Linked DNA regions of Homo sapiens: region 1 is linked to region 2. Evidence: chromatin loops called from intact Hi-C (ENCODE). Cell type or tissue: mammary epithelial cell. All regions are shown on one strand. Each heading gives the region's core, and the rest is flanking DNA. Links, peaks and the distances in the headings are about the cores only.

The links. Hi-C counts contacts between places; a loop is a spot of excess contacts. Peaks named below come from ENCODE experiments on the same cell type or tissue, not always from the same donor. Only the 100,000 strongest peaks of a DNase experiment are listed, where the experiment ranks them.
Region 1: a loop joins it to region 2, with 8 times the contacts of the local background. A loop is called at or near these places in 5 of 110 quality-filtered maps.

Annotation. Positions count from the first base shown.
Region 1 is chr18:48,019,683-48,027,419 of GRCh38, forward strand. It overlaps ZBTB7C (zinc finger and BTB domain containing 7C), which reads right to left. Exons shown (of 5, transcript NM_001318841.2): 5 at 6,990-7,737. Among named protein-coding and RNA genes, the nearest start is that of SMAD2, 93 kb to the left of the region's middle. In mammary epithelial cell, for the core only: CTCF peaks have their summits at 3,159 (motif pointing left) and 4,294 (motif pointing right); DNase peaks (open chromatin) are centred at 3,159, 3,799 and 4,159; H3K27ac peaks cover 1,406 bases.
Region 2 is chr18:47,212,135-47,219,871 of GRCh38, forward strand. It overlaps SKOR2 (SKI family transcriptional corepressor 2), which reads right to left. Exons shown (of 9, transcript NM_001278063.4): 8 at 1-17. Among named protein-coding and RNA genes, the nearest start is that of SKOR2, 36 kb to the right of the region's middle. In mammary epithelial cell, for the core only: a CTCF peak has its summit at 3,596 (motif pointing right); no DNase peak of the experiment used is centred there.

The DNA.
Region 1 (7,737 bases), core at 2,225-6,224, 810 kb after region 2:
TCAGATGGCCCTGTCCACCTGCAGGTGTGACCTTGTCCTTCTCCTGAATCCCTCCTCTCTGCTGGTCCCCAGAGCAGCCTGTGTGTACAAGGACGTGGTGCAGAGTGGAAAGAGACCTCACATCTGTCCCCACTGCACCTGCCTGAGCCTGCTCCAGGCCTGAGCTGCACAAAGGAGTGTAGAATGGGAATGTGGTGATGGGGGAGAGATGGAAGCTTTGATATTAGACTGGGCCGAGCTATTTAAGTAACTGAAAGTGAAGCTTTTCTTATACCTGCATGTGAGTGACCTGAAAAGGTATGGAATCCTCTAGAAGTGTAGAGAGTTGGAGAAGGGAGAACCAGCAGAGTGGGGTGAAGGGAAGTGGTGGGAAGATGAGGACACTTCTTGCCGGCCGCCTACAGAGGTCAGCTCCTTTAATCACATGAAGTCAAAATGCAAATGCAGCCTCCAGCCCACCCCTCCTCCATCCAGACTTCCACACATCACATCTTTCCTAAATAGAACTTACGGAACCTCCGGGTCCTGGTTCCCAGTGTCAGTCCTTCACCAACACTTGCAGGGCCTGAGCAAGAATACCAGAGGTCCACATATCACAGGGCTACATATTTAAACATACAAGCCAAGCTAACAAGCTGTTCATTAAACTGTGTTCTATCCTCCTACCTTGGCAAGCAGACCTTCAGAAAGACCTGGAAAGCCAGGTTCTAGTTCCAATCTTCAGGGTCTTCTGAATTCTGGGCCAGAAAGTCATCTTGGGGATAGGGGGCAGCACCAGTCTACAGCCCTTAGCCTGCAGCCATCATCTTCCCTCTCCACCCTTGGCTTCGTCCTGTACATCCCCAGCAAACAGCCACCCTTGTCTGTGCCTCAGCTTCGGGTTGAAGACTCCAGTAGCAGTCTGCCCTCAGGAGCAGGATCTGGGGTAGAGGCTCCTGCAGGTGCACTGTAAGCAGGCTCCCTCCTCCCCTCCATCCTGTCCTCCCTTCTACCCCAACTCCCCTCCTCCCCTCCCTCCTCTCCTCTCTTCAACCCGACTCCCCTCCTCCCCCTCGTCTCCTCCCTTCTAACCTGATTCCCCTCCTCCCCTCCCTCCTCTCCTCCCTTCTAACCTGACTCCGCTCCTCCCCGCTCCTCCCTTCTAACCTGACTCCCCTCCTACCCTCCCTCCTCTCCTCCCTTCTAACCTGACTCCCCTCCTCCCTTCTATCTCAACTCCCCTCCCCACTTCCTCCTGTCCTCCCTTCTACCCCAACTCCCCTCCTCTCCTGCCTCCTCTCCTCCTGTCTGGCCCGACTCCTATCCTCCCCTCGCTCCTCTTCTCCCTTCTAACCTGACTCCCTTCCTCCATTCCCTCCTCTCCTCCCTTCTAACCTGACTCCCCTCCCTCCTCTCCTCCCTTCTACTCCAACTCCCCTCCTCCCCTCCCTCCTCTCCTCCTTTCTAGCCTGACTCCCCTCCTTCCTCTCCTCCCTTCTACCCCTTCTCCTCCTCCTCTCCTCCTCTCCCTCCTCTACTCCCTTCTAACCTGACTCCCTTCCTCCCCTCCCTTCTCTTTCCTCCCCTCCCTCCCTTTCTTCTTTTTTCCATTTTAAGAACACAAGAAAAGCAAAGGAAAAGGGGAAGGAAAGATCAATAGGTATAATTACTTTAAATGTTATTGATGTTAAAAAGGAAAAGACACCCACACTTTCAGGCACCTACTGAGTGGCAGGAAGGGCCAGTGTTGCGCATGTCCCACCCAAACCCCACGGGGACTTTCCAGGTAGGTGTTGTCACCTCCTTTTTATGAGTGAAGAAGAGGCTAAGCCAGAACACTGAGTGACACTGGGACTCTTACCCTGACAGAAGCACTGGGTCAGTCTGCCAGCACCCCCCAGGGTGGAAGGCTAAACCTGAACTGAGACTGGGAGTGTGGGAGCCTCCCAAATACTTTCCAGCTGACAGGAGCTCTCGGTCTGGAGGAGGATGTCAAGTAGTGAACCCTTGTGTTCCCTGGATGTCCACAGTGGCACATTTTGCTATGTCCTTGCTACCCCCACAAAGGCCCCCCTGCTTGGGAGTCCCAGCCATTTGGAAATGAAAATGCACTTTTGCATTTCCGAGTGTGGCTCCTATGGGAAGGATGTTGAAATGGCAGAATAAAAAAAATTTTAATTACAAGACACACCCGACTCTGCAGTGCTGATTGAATTCAGGAACCCCATTTTGGGGAGGGAGGTTCAGCACAGAGCTGACTACTCAGCAACAGCAGGGAGGTATGGATTAAAGGCATCCTGGGCTCCGAATGTGACGAGAAAGCCTCTATGGCTGTACTTGCTGCTGAGGGAGAGAGGGGACCTAGACCACCCATGCTGATGAACCACGATGACCAGCGCTTACAGTTAGGAAGGCAGTGTTCCCTTGACTTGGGGTGGGTGACACCGTGAAGGAGTATTTACCAATATCTGTAAAGGGCTGAGGTATCAGGAGGAAGACCGCCGGAATGTGCTTTGTCTAAATAGACTTCTGTTCCTAGTGGGAACAGTGGGCCTCATTCTGGTCCTCCACCTCAAAGAGGGCAGGGCGGCACCGTGGTCCGGGGGTTAGTGGCTCTGGGTTCCAGTCCTGGCTCTGGGGTTAGTGGCTCTGGGTTCCAGTTCCGGCTCTGCTAGAGCTTGCCTGGTGGCCTTATCCTCACCATTTTGCCACTTGGAGCTTCAGGCCTCTCATCTGCAGAATACGGCATGGCCATATCACGTTTTGAGGCCCCCCAGCATTAATGAAACTCTTCTTCTGTTGGAGAATTGACATCATGAATCTTTCCTTCTCAGGCCAGCGGAGCCAGGCGCTTGCTTTCCCAGGCAGCTGCGATCAGGTGGGGGCATGGGTCTTGGGCTCTTCCAAACAGATGCGCCAGCATTAGACTTCACGCTGCGGAGAGCAGTGTGAGGGAGTACAGAGTGTGGCACCCATTTTCCCAGGAGACACTGGTGGAGAGGGGGGCCACAAGACAGAGTCCCCATGCCCAGGGCCTGAGCTGCAACGATCTGACACAGTGTGGCTTGGGTGGTTCTGGGCTTCCTTGTTTCCAGGCCGTGTGCTACCCCTAGTCCACTTGGCGACTTTGTGCAAATTAGACGATTAGGCACCCCTTCAAGATGCTTTACTGCCCTCTGCTGGAAAATTCTTTAGTACACAAATGTACCAATCTGTCTAGGGTGTGAATGGCAGCCTCTAAATGTAGTGGTGTTGTGTAGTATGCAACCTGGACAACTGATCTTGGTGGCTCTGCCGGCCTGACTCTCTTCTGGCTTTTGTGAAAATTCTGAAAGAGACTTAATTTCCTATAGTAAATGCCTTTTCTACTTAAGCTAGCTGAAGTGGCTTCTGGTGTTTGACGAATAACTCCGACTGATACGAATAGGGATGCTGATACATGCCTCCTGGGGCTGAAACCAGATGACTCATGGAAGCAAGGGTCTCCAAGAAGGCATAAGGCACCTATGTTACTCAGAGGGTTTGTACTTCATTTATTAATTGTGAGAGGAACATGGGAAAATGATCTAATTCACGCTATCTTCCTTCCTTATTCTGGAAACCTATTTGTTTATTCTTTTGTTTTTGTTGTCAGGGTCAGCGTTCATGGTTAAAGACGGGAGCGCAAGGATGAAAATGTGAGTGTGCATTATACATATTCCAGCAGGGTGACCTGTGGGGAAAATGGCTTTGCCGGGTCTTGCTCATGCACTGTCGTGTCTCCTATTGTTACAAGGAGAGATGACATCAGCCTATGCACCATTTGTCCAGTGACTGAGTGTGTGTGTGTGAGTGTGTGTGTGTCTGGCTGCAGATAATGTGGCCAGGTTCCAGGTTTTCCAGGGCAAATTTGAGATGTTTTGTTTTTATATGTCAGGCCCTTTCTGGACCCATACGTTTTGGTTTAGGCCACGTGGGCACTGCCACTCAAGGTCATAGCAGCCCCTGCCTAGGGTGTGCCAAGGAGGAAAAAGGAGCAGGATCTCCCCAGGGAATCCTCCTTCCATCAATTTATGGAAATTCCTGTCTGACTCAGTCCTCAGCCTTCAAACCTGAAAGGAGCGAAAGGTCCCACATTCCCCATCCCTTTCTGAGCCAGGAAGTGGGATGAAGGAGGGATGGGCGGGAGCTGCGAGGCCAGTAACTGTTCAAGGGTGCAGTTTCAAGGCTCCTCTGCCCAGAGAAACCAGGCTTGTCTGCTGCTGGCAATCTGACAGTGCTTTGCCGAGGGGCCTTTCTTTCCACCTTGAATGAGGAGCAGGGTGGCAAAGGCCAGGAGAGGGAGCCATTGAATCACGTTCACATTTGATGACTCCTTTCAGGGCAGGTTTGGACAGAGGGGAGGGCAGAGAGAAAGGGTGTCTACACCCAGAGGGGTAGTTGTGTTAGGAAGAAGGACTTAGGAGCAGAGAAAAGGAGGACACAGGGGAGTTGGGGAGGGAAATTCACTGGATACAAACCTCCTCATTCTGGAATTTGTCCCAGGATGTCCCAGGTCCTTGGAGGTCCCTTGGCATGAGTGTTGCCTGGCACTTCCCTTCCATAGGGCCCCCCACACCCGCTGGCTCATGCTTCTAGCTGGGGCACTGACCCTGCTGCCCTTATGAAGTCCCAACTTCACCCATTCTCAGAGGGGAAGGGCCACGTACAGGGCACCCGGCTGTGCCCTGTTCCGGAAGTGCCCTTTACATGCTGGTTGCCTGTTCTGCAGTAAGCTCAGAGTTCCCTCAGGGAGGAAAAGCTGTCCAGGCCCCAGGAAAGGAGGAGTGGGGTCTGTAAAGGGCTCTGTTCTTCAGGAAGGGGCAGACTCTGGGTCAGATAAAGGCCTGAGATGAGGGTCTTATTTCCCATTGGGTCTTTACTGTTCTCTTGTCACATGTTTGGGGGCTCTAAATAAGAACCACGGCTTTTCTATGGAGTCCCCTTCTCTGGCCCCAACTTGCTGCAGGTGACTGGTTTAGGGAGAATGGGGTCAGCAGCCCTGGGCCACCACGCTGAGTTTTGTGAACCTGCCCAGTGCTTCTTTTTCACTCGTCACCCAACTCCTTCTGGCATGATTCTTCTTCCATGGTCATATGGTGGATATGTATTCACCTTTTCACAAATTAGATGGAAGGAACCCTAGAGACTCTCTTCTCCAGTATTCTTTTTTTTTGTTGATACAGGGTATATCGCTCTGTCACCCCAACTAGAGTACAGTGGTGTGATCACAGGTCACTGGAACCTCAAACTCCTGGCCTCAAGCAATCCAATCCTTCCTCCTCAACCTCCCAAAGTGCTGGGATTACAGGCCTGAGCCACTGCGCCAGGTCTCCAACATTCTTGAGAGGCAGTGTTGAACTCTTGTGCTGACTGAGAGCTCACTCCTTCACGAGGGACCTCGTTCCTCTTTAGGGCAACTCCAGATGTTAGGAAGTTCTCTTCCTTTTTTTGGGCACCCAGTTGCCTCCTGCAATCTCTCTCCTATTGGCTTGGGTTGGCCAAATTTTTGGTGAAAGTTTCCCCTCCCCAACACACCTGTTGAAGTCCCAAGGCCTGTTCATGTATTCCTTAAGACTTCTTCTCCAGGTAAGCTGCACAGGTTTCTTTGGCCTGTCTTCGGAGGCCTCATCCTCCTTCCTTCACTCCCTCTTCCCTCCACTGGAGGCTCCTTTGCTGTCAGGACCCCACCTCCCTTAGCACCTTGGGGTCCCAGGGTGCAGGTCACACATGGCCGGGCTCCATGGAATTCCCACCTGGCCAGGGCTAGAAGGAGATTTTACTCACAGGAGATCAGGAGCACCCAGGGGTCAAGGCCCACTGGGCCCAGTTCCCTTCCCCTTCTCCATCTTCACCTATGTCACTCAGTGGACACTGACCCCCAGAATGAGGACCACATGATCCTAGAATGGCCGAGCTGAGCAGAATCTTGACGAGCAGCTGGCCTTGCATTTCTTGCACTGGGCTATGCTTACCCCTGAGCCCTCAGCCATGGGCTGGGGCCTCCCAAAGCTGTAGGGTGGCCAAGGAACAGTTCGACTTCACTAGAAGATTCTGGGGAAAAGGCAAGTCACTTAACTGGCAAGTCGATCAAAACGATGTTTTTATATTAAGACAAATGTTATGTAATAGAATGCAGAAGCATGAATTTCAAAGCCAAAACAGGAGACTTCAGAGTTTTACACTACAGATAGGTTACTTTGGGCTATTTCTTTAGTGTTCTGCCCCCAATTTGCCAATCAGCTGGCCCCCTCTGCTGAGGGGTGTTTAGATGGAGAACTTCGAGAAGCTCTGATTACTCCATTTCCTTTATTACTAGAGGTGAGGGAAGGGAAGACCAGAGTGGAGGGGTGATTAGACTGAAGACACACAGCTTGGAGGAGTCTAAATTGGAAACCCGGATCTGTTCTTTTCTCTGTACCAAGAAACGCTGCATAGACGTTGCCTACTACAGCAAGAAAGGAATCAAAAATAGAAAAGAGGCTCTGGGTTGACCCTTGGTTTTCCAGAAATGCAATTCGAAGAACAGTGTTACCAAGAGTCTGGGCTGTGGGTTGTAAGTAGAGCTGACTCCATTCAATGACAGAAGTATATTCCTTTACCTTAGGTTCTTTTAGGATCTAATGTTCTTTGGGAAAGAGGCTCAGGTGAAGAAAGGAGGAGGCCGATGCCAGCACCGGGAAGTGAGAGGAAGGAGACCCAGATAGCAGCAGGGCCAGCCGGAGCCCATTCCGGATGCCAGGCTGGGGAACTGGCAGGACTTCCCTTGCTCACACATCCTGGGGTGTAGCTGCACACGTTTGTGAACACACGCACACACACGCACACCTCGCACTCAGGCCCACAGGTGCTGCAAAGCTTAAGATCCAACCATGCCTTACAAAGCTGGAATGTAAGAGACTACTGAGAATTGAGTTCTGCCCTCCCTACCATGCAACACCCCCAGATAACTGAAACGGCAATTGGAAGGGGGAATCAATCTCACCAGGTCATTAAGCAAGCATAGCTCACTTTTACTCAAAACACTGTCCTTTAAAGTATAAAATAAGGGTCAAAGGTTTTTTTTTTTTTCTTTGTTAAGGTGTCTTTGACATTATTTTAAGTTTATGACACCCAACAATTAAAAACCTTAAGACTGGCTTGTTGCTGTCCTGTGAACTTTCAGAAGTCACATCTCACAGAAGTGCAACTCTCAATATAATTTAATCAAGTCAATTAATACTGTTTAATAAATAGGCCAGAAAATTAGCTGAGAGTTTTTCTCGGCGGGATGTGGCGTGCGACCGAAGTTATGGAAGATTGTCCCTTGAATCACTAAGGCAAACTTTGTTGAGTGTCATTTTACGTAGAGCAATCACATAAAAAAAGAGTTATAAATAGAAAAAATTCCAAAGTTCTCCCACAGACAGACAGGGAAATTGAAACATCAAAAAAAAAAAAAAATTGAAGCAAAACAAAAACACAACCACCCCTCCCCCCACAACCCATTTGCTTCAAGTTCTTGATCATACAGTACTCAACATCTTTGGATATTTTACAATGTACAATTCCAAACTGCAGCCAAGAAAAAACAGAAAGAACTAACCAGTCATCTGAAAAATTGAGTTTATAAGAAGTCATCACCTTTACAAAATAAAAACAAAAGCCCCAACACCACTGGATTCCAATTTATTCATGTTTCCTTTTTTTTTTTTTTTCCTCTCTTTTAAAGTCTGGTTCAGCCCCAATCACTTGGCTGAT
Region 2 (7,737 bases), core at 1,692-5,691:
CTTGCTGCATAGGGGATCTGTAAGACAAAAACAAGCAACACCATCCAGGTAAGCTAGATTTGGAGACAGATATGTAATGGAGACCCTTCATCATGCCTAACAATTTGAATGCCAATAGATCCTCCCTGAAAAAAAGAGGTCTCCATCTGCTCAGCGGTATGAGGTTTCTGGGGTATAGCATCCTTAAGGCCTGTTAACAAGTACAGTGAGGACAGAACAGGTGATCACACTGGATTGCTGCTACAGCTAGTCCTTGAGGTTAACATGTGATGTTTCACTTTTTAAAGTTTTTAAAAATTTGCATTTAATAATATGGTATCATATTTATTTAGGTACAAAAACTGAGTTACGATGTTCTAATGTATGTTCAAGGTCATAAAACAAGAACATGCTTACAAACTAGTTTAATGTAATTGTTTAGTTTATTAGAATGATTTCTTTATAACAGACGTAATTTCTTTATAACATATGCTATCCTTATAAATCACAAATAAGACTAACTAAACCCAAACTATTACTCTGATTAGATTCCCAATAATTGATAAGATGCATCAGAGGCTGGGTGCGGTGGCTCACACCTGTAATCTCAGCACTTTGGGAGGCTGAGGTGGGAGGATCACTTGAGCCCAGGAGTTCAAGACCAGCTTGGGCAACATAGGAAGGCTCTGTCTCTATAAAAAATTAAAAAATTAGCCAAGTGTGGTGGCACACACCTGCTACTTGGGAGGCTGAGGTGGGAAGAACGCTTGAGCCCAGAAGGTCAAGGCGGCAGTGAGCCATGATTGCACCACTGCACTCCAGCCTGGGTGACAGAGCAAGACCCCTTCTCTCTCTTACACACACAAAGAAGCATCAGAAATAACTGCACTGAATGGAAAATATGACCTTGAGAATTCTACCTTGATAAACTTGAAAAGTACTTTCGAATACTGGGGTTTTGAATAAAAGCTGATCACAGTTGGTATGCTACTTTTCATTATAAAATTCCAATGGTTGAAATTGGACTCAAGGTATTATTTAGATTTGCCTCTCCACTAACCCCCGTTAAGGTGCTCTATCCTTATGTTACCGACCTTCATCATTACAAGGCTAAACTCAGGGCTCTAAAGACTTTATTCTACATGTAAAGAATGAATATTCACCCTTCTAGAATGTAATGTGAAATATGGCTGTTAAGTAAAAGCAGTGAGGGAAATAAAATCACTTTCATTCAATTAGGCAATGATATATATATATTTATTTATATATATATTTATATATATCATATAAATATTATATATATATAATATTTCCCACATTACCAGTATACTGTATGTTTTCCTCTCATGATCCACAGTCCACACATGTGAACCTTTATTATTAATGAGAAAGAGTTATAAATCTACAATGATGCTAGTGGCTAAAAAGAGTTGGACCATTTTACTGTAATAATTAGTCAGCTGAATCAAACAGTCTTTTTAACAGGAAAAAAAAGGACAATAATAAAATAATCATCTCGCTATTTTGATATATAACCACAACATAAACATGTCAGATAGGCATATATCTGATAAAGGGCATAGATAGCATCACTGAAATTAATGATTCATATAGTAACATTAAAAGTTCAGTGTCCTAATCTCGTATTTTAGGATGCAGGCTGAGATCAGCTAGATAACTATGACAAGGACAGTTACACAGGGACCTACTCCAGTTACCTCTTCTTTTCACTCTAGGTTATGCTATAGCTGCTATTAACACAGACCCCTTTGAATATTGGTTTTCCATTATGGTATATGCTGCAATGTGCCAAAGCATATGGATCACTTCTCTAGATGCATGACATGACAGAGCCTGGAATGGAATTCCATTATTTAGGATAACAAACAATGTAAACTTTTGGGCACAAGGAGTTCCAATAAAATGGTTTGTGCCACTCTCACATTTAAGAAGAGCCCTCAACATCAACATTAGACACCACAAAGGTTTAGCCAGTGTCTGTTCTATGGCAGCCACCAGGAGAGATAAGTTAAATCACCATGGGCCATCTCATTAGAGGAGTAAACTGCTCAACCTAATCCAAAGAAACCCGCCTGAAGGATTCTACTTTCAGAGCTAAGTCAAAATGGCTTCCTCTTTCTTTTTTTCAGAAGCAATAACACAGCATTTCATTAAGGTAGAAAGTTGAGAAGGAAAAGAAAAGCAAAAAAAGGACTCAAGAAAAAAAGGACATTTCCAAATAAGCATATTTGAGTCCCAAGGGTCCAGATTGGAATTTAAACTGGGGTGAAGAATTATCCCTACTAGAATGTTGATTTTTTCATTTATTTCATTAAAACAAAATGAAATAAAAGCCAAAAAACAACAAAGATAAAAAGCAAAAAGTAATGAGCTGAGAATCATGTATTTTTCCATTCTAAGTCCTAAATCATGAATGGTAAATAAAGATTATAGTAGCATGGCCAGTTGTTCCTGGAAACAACATTATTTCACTGATTCCAGGATGCACTTTATCCCCTCACATTTTAACATTTCTGAAATCAGATGTATTAGAATTACAGTTGAAACCTTTTACTTTATGATTCATCAAATAGTGGTGCCTCTTACAATTGATGGTGCTTCAGATTCCATAAAATGCAACATTGGACTTGCAGACACTTCAGCAAATTCTCCCCAACTTGGAAGCTCAGGATTTTAGAGGCTCAATTTAAACTAGTTAGTTATTCCATGCAAATCTCCTACAATAGGACTTACAAAAGCTTTCTTTTCATCTTGACCAGCTTAGAAATTACCGAGATTGGCATGGAGAAAAAAAATTCAAAGTATTATGTAACTTCTAAATTACCTACTTGGTTATAGTAGATCAAAAGTACTGGAGTTTAAAAAAAAAAAGTGACTTCCTAGTTTGTGCCAAAAGAGTTAACCTGAGCTCACACATTCAGGTCAGTCAACATCTCAAAAAGAGAAAGATGAGAAGAAAAATGCTACATAACTAAGGAACAACTGATTGCACTGTCAAGGTGCACAACAGTAGATCAATAATTGGAAATGGACACACAGTAGCCAAAGTCTGTCTACTGCTAGAGAATTTTAAGGCAGCCTCCACAGAAGTTCAGGCTTGCATTAAGTCTTCTGACTTGCAGGGATCTCCTTTTGATGCATATTTAGACACAGAACCAAAATCTTCTAGTGGCCCAGGGATCTTCTTCTAAAAATATAATGCAAAATAGTAATGGTCCTATCTACCTTTTTTTAAAAAAAAGATGTAAGACATATTTTTACAAACTCTGTAGGTTATACAGTAGAAATCTGGGCAAGTTCCCATCCTAATGAATATTGGAGAACCTCCAAGAAAAGACCATCTTACTGAAGAGCTGTGTCCTTGCCAAAGAACAAGCACTCCTCCAGCAAAGATAACGACCTCTCACTCCTTTCCCTGTGACGATGCACTGCACTCCCATCATCAGGAAGTTGTAAACTGCTGTTTTACAAGTCCACCGTGAACAAAACATTAGTCCTTAATCTATTGATTGAACATTATTTTAATTGAGGCTTTTAATGAAGAACTTTGAGACCAATTCCCCCTAGCTGCGTGTGACTGCAGAATTCTGGAAAAACAGCAGAGGGCACTTAAAGACTAGCACATTTTCCCCATCAACACGCCTTGTGGTAGTGATCTGACAAGTTCAAAGGATGTGAATCTGGGTCTAGCCATTTATCATGTGCTCTGTGTTGCAGCATCACAACGTTCTCCAAGAACTATGACTAAAAAATAAAAAAGCATGTCTTCAACAAATCTACAGTAGTAGCTTATACACAGATGCACTTGCTTATAAAATTATTGCCAAATTCATAATAAAAAAAGGTTATCAAGGCATCATCACAGTCTCAGCTCATGTTGTAAGTTTTTATATTCCAGTCCTTGGAAAAACTTTAATCAAAAAGCTATTCACTGAATAAAAATCTTCAGTCAGCTTCTTCAGCCTAAGGACTGTTAAGTTTTGCTTTTAAAATTGAATAAACTTGTCCTAGAATCATAATTCATTTGTGAATGAGAAATCCTTTACCCTTTATTACACTAAACATTTACATTTTTATAAACATGCTAAATTAAAAAACTTTTGTATTGGTTCATAGGGATAGAAAAATATTTCTTTGTTTTGCATAACTAAATGTGGCTTAGTAATACAAATGCTATAAGCACTTAAAAACCCAGGGCAGGGGTGGGGGACTTTAACACAAACCACGTTAAATACTAAAATACCCAAATTTTGAGCTATTTTTTAAAAAGGTAGCTTATACCATGTATAAATGTTAACTAATTCCTCACTGTTTTAAATCTCACATTGAGATAAGTACACATTCATTTATAAAGACACAAAGAGAGTCAATCATTTGACTCTGTAGTCATCACAACTTTACATTTAACACGGGAAAAAGAAGCAATGGTGCAGAAATGACAGTCAACAGAGAATCTAAAAATGCAGGAGCCAAAGAAATTCATAAGTTTTCTTTCTATGGCAATGATACCCAAGACGCTTTCAATATAAGTTTTTTGAATAGAAACACTTTTTAACAACATAGGATAAATGCATTGTGGGTCTTTGGGAATCATTACAAAATATGATGGTTTTAATATATTTGAATTCTCCTTGACTGCAAGATAGAGTGGGCTTTTATGTCATCTCAAGAAAAAAAAAGCCTGTTTTGTAATATATGCTCTGTAAACTTTAAATATAAAATAATTTGAGTGAACTGTTCTGTTTTCAGGAAGCAAAGCATGCAACCATATTGACTGATGAATAAGATCATCCAACTAAAATATTCAGAAAGCCAGTAATTGTGATATTTTACAATTTCTTGATAATCTTTAGATAGAATTTTCTAAAGACATTTTCCCCCAGGTACTTTGACAGATACATCAGGCTGAATAAGGAATTAGACACATTTCTGTTCAAGTAACACTGAATCTGCAGCCTCAATTCTAAAGCAGATAGTACCATGTAAACATAGGTCCTTCCTGCACAAAAATATATCTAGCCGGATGGGCATGGTGGCTTACACCTGTAATAGTTCCACTATTGTAGGTACTACTTTGAGAAGGGCCACACCATTAAATTGATTACTCACATTGGCATAGCATATTATGGCTTGTATGTACATTTCATGTTTATTACTCACTTGCACCTTATAATATTCCTACCAAGGCCCTAGGTTAAACCTTATAGCCGTTCATTTTGGTTGAGGAACTGACACTTAATGAACTATATGGGATGGGTCTCAATCCCAAGTTACAGATGTTAAAGCTCATCTCTGTTAGGTGCAGACAGAGCAGTAATACAGAAGCTCCCCAAAATTTGCTAGTATTCCTTCCTTTAGGAGTTGTGGTAGTAGTATTTGCTTAGTGTAAAATAACATTTGAGGAAACCAGGACCAAGCCAGGGAAATTTGGAAAAGAATTAAGAGGACTGCTATATGAGAGTATCAGAGCTGGGTCAGGATCATCATGGGTGGTGATTCATTCAACAAATGTTTATGAACAGCTGTTTGATGCTGCACACTGTGATAGGTACTGGAGTCAGCAGGAAAACCTTGGGCATCTAATGGTAGGGGACACACAAAAAGGGGAAGAAGCAGGAGGGACAAATCATGTCGATTTCACCAATTTTCATGTTGTTACCCTGGAAGCAGCTTTGTGTATTTCAGGAATTATATGATACCTACAAGGGCAGGAGGGTGGGGGTGGGAAATTCAAGCTTTTCCCAAATTATTTAATTTGCTACCAGGAATAGTTTACTATCTATAGGAATGTGAATTAACAACATTTGTCTAGATAGATGAATACATGTTGTAAAATATTTTATAAGACAGCATAATAAAATGATTTGGTAATACCAGTTTTAATCTTCCATGTACCAAATATCTCAAAAGACATGAGATATTTTTTTGTTCTATCAATCCTATCTGCTTAGTACATGGAGACAATATAATTTCCTCTTTTACTAAAGAAACCAAATGCCAAAGAAAATTAAGACATTAAGGTCACATAACTGGCCTTAAATAAGGGCACTAAAAGAAATACTGTTTCCTTTCCTAATGCCCATTTTGCTATACTCACCACCACCCCCTGAAATCACAATTTTTTTGTTGCAAGTGTGGCAATTATTTTCTTTTGTTTTAAGAGTATGAAAATGGGCTGGGTGCAGTGGTTCATGCCTGTAATCCCAGCACTTTAGGAGGCCCAGGTGGGAGGATTGCTGGAGGCCAGAAGTTTAAGACCACCCTGGGCAACACAGAAAGACCCTGTCTCAACAAAAAATTAAAAAATTAATCGGGTGTGGTGGTGCACACCTGCAGTTCCAGCTATTTGGGAGGCTGAGGTGGGAGGATTGCTTGAGCCCAGGAGTTGGAGGCTGCAGTGAGCTATGATTGTACCACTGCACTCCAGCCTGTGCAGCAGAGTGAGACCCTGTCTCAAAAAAAAAAAAAAAAAAAAATCTGAAAATGATGTCCTTTGTAAAATAAGGAAGGTGTTAAAATTTTATATTCCCCTACATCGAATCTTTTATTTAAATTTTTCCTTTAAACAGAGAATACAATAAATACATTCACAGCAGTAATTATAGCTCTTATTATCAAGGAATCAAAAGCTAAGAATGGGAATTTGTTATTAAATCAATTATGAAAATCCTCTGCTCCCAAGTGAATTCAGGTGCAAACAAAACCAACATGAGAAGAAAATCTTGTTTAAGCAGCATCTTATGTAGTGGTTTTCAGAACTGAGAGTTGTTAACGATCACTTGAGATCAAGGAAAACCAATTGCTGCAAAAATGACCCTTAGGAATCTCCACTAACACTGGCATGATTTCTCCAATGAATGGAAACATTAATAACTATCTTTCTTAAATAATCCTGACAAAGGAACTAGATATCTGGCTCTGTAGACAAGACAGGCACATATGCATGGATCCATGATTAATGGTTGAAAGGTAGCACGGATCAGTACAGAAATGTCAAGAAACCCAAAGTATAATAATTATGCTGAGAATAGCACTAAGGATCAATATGTGTTTTTATCCAGGTGATTAAATATATCTTGAAAATATTGAGCAGAAATAATTTTCTCCATTGTACTCACAAAAATGAGGAGGCTTGGGAGACTCCTTTAAAAGCCCTAATGAATAGTACTAGATGTATCTACATGGGGACAAAGGGCAAGAAATTCAGAAAGCAAACAAAAACCCAAAACAAAACCACTACATTTACTTATCAGACATCTTCCTGTTTTTTTTTTCCATATAAATAGATCTTAGTGAGTGTCCATTTTTAGAAATGATTAGGATAGAGTAATACATTTCATTTGGAAATCATTTGTTTCTTTTCATCATCCTTCAAGTGAATTTAGTTGATTAATTGTGCTCATTAATTGTGTTTTATTGGTAGTGGAGGGCCTGGCTCAAGTGTGGGTAGTGAAAGGAAGAGAGGATGGAAGACAGTTGCCCTTCACTGAGCTCGTAGCATAGCCCAGCACTGTGTTTGGGAAGTTTGCATAATGGAAGAAAATGCAGGTACCTTTGGTTTACCCACAGAGATAATTTACACATCTGTCTATTAACACATGGTAGGTAGTTACATTTAGAGGAAACATACTGCCACATCTGTTTATCCTGTGTCTAAGTAAATCTCTTGGTAATTAGCATCTAAGCCAGCTGAGAGGTAAGTGGACCAAAGGATTTCATGCAAAAACGTGAACAGTT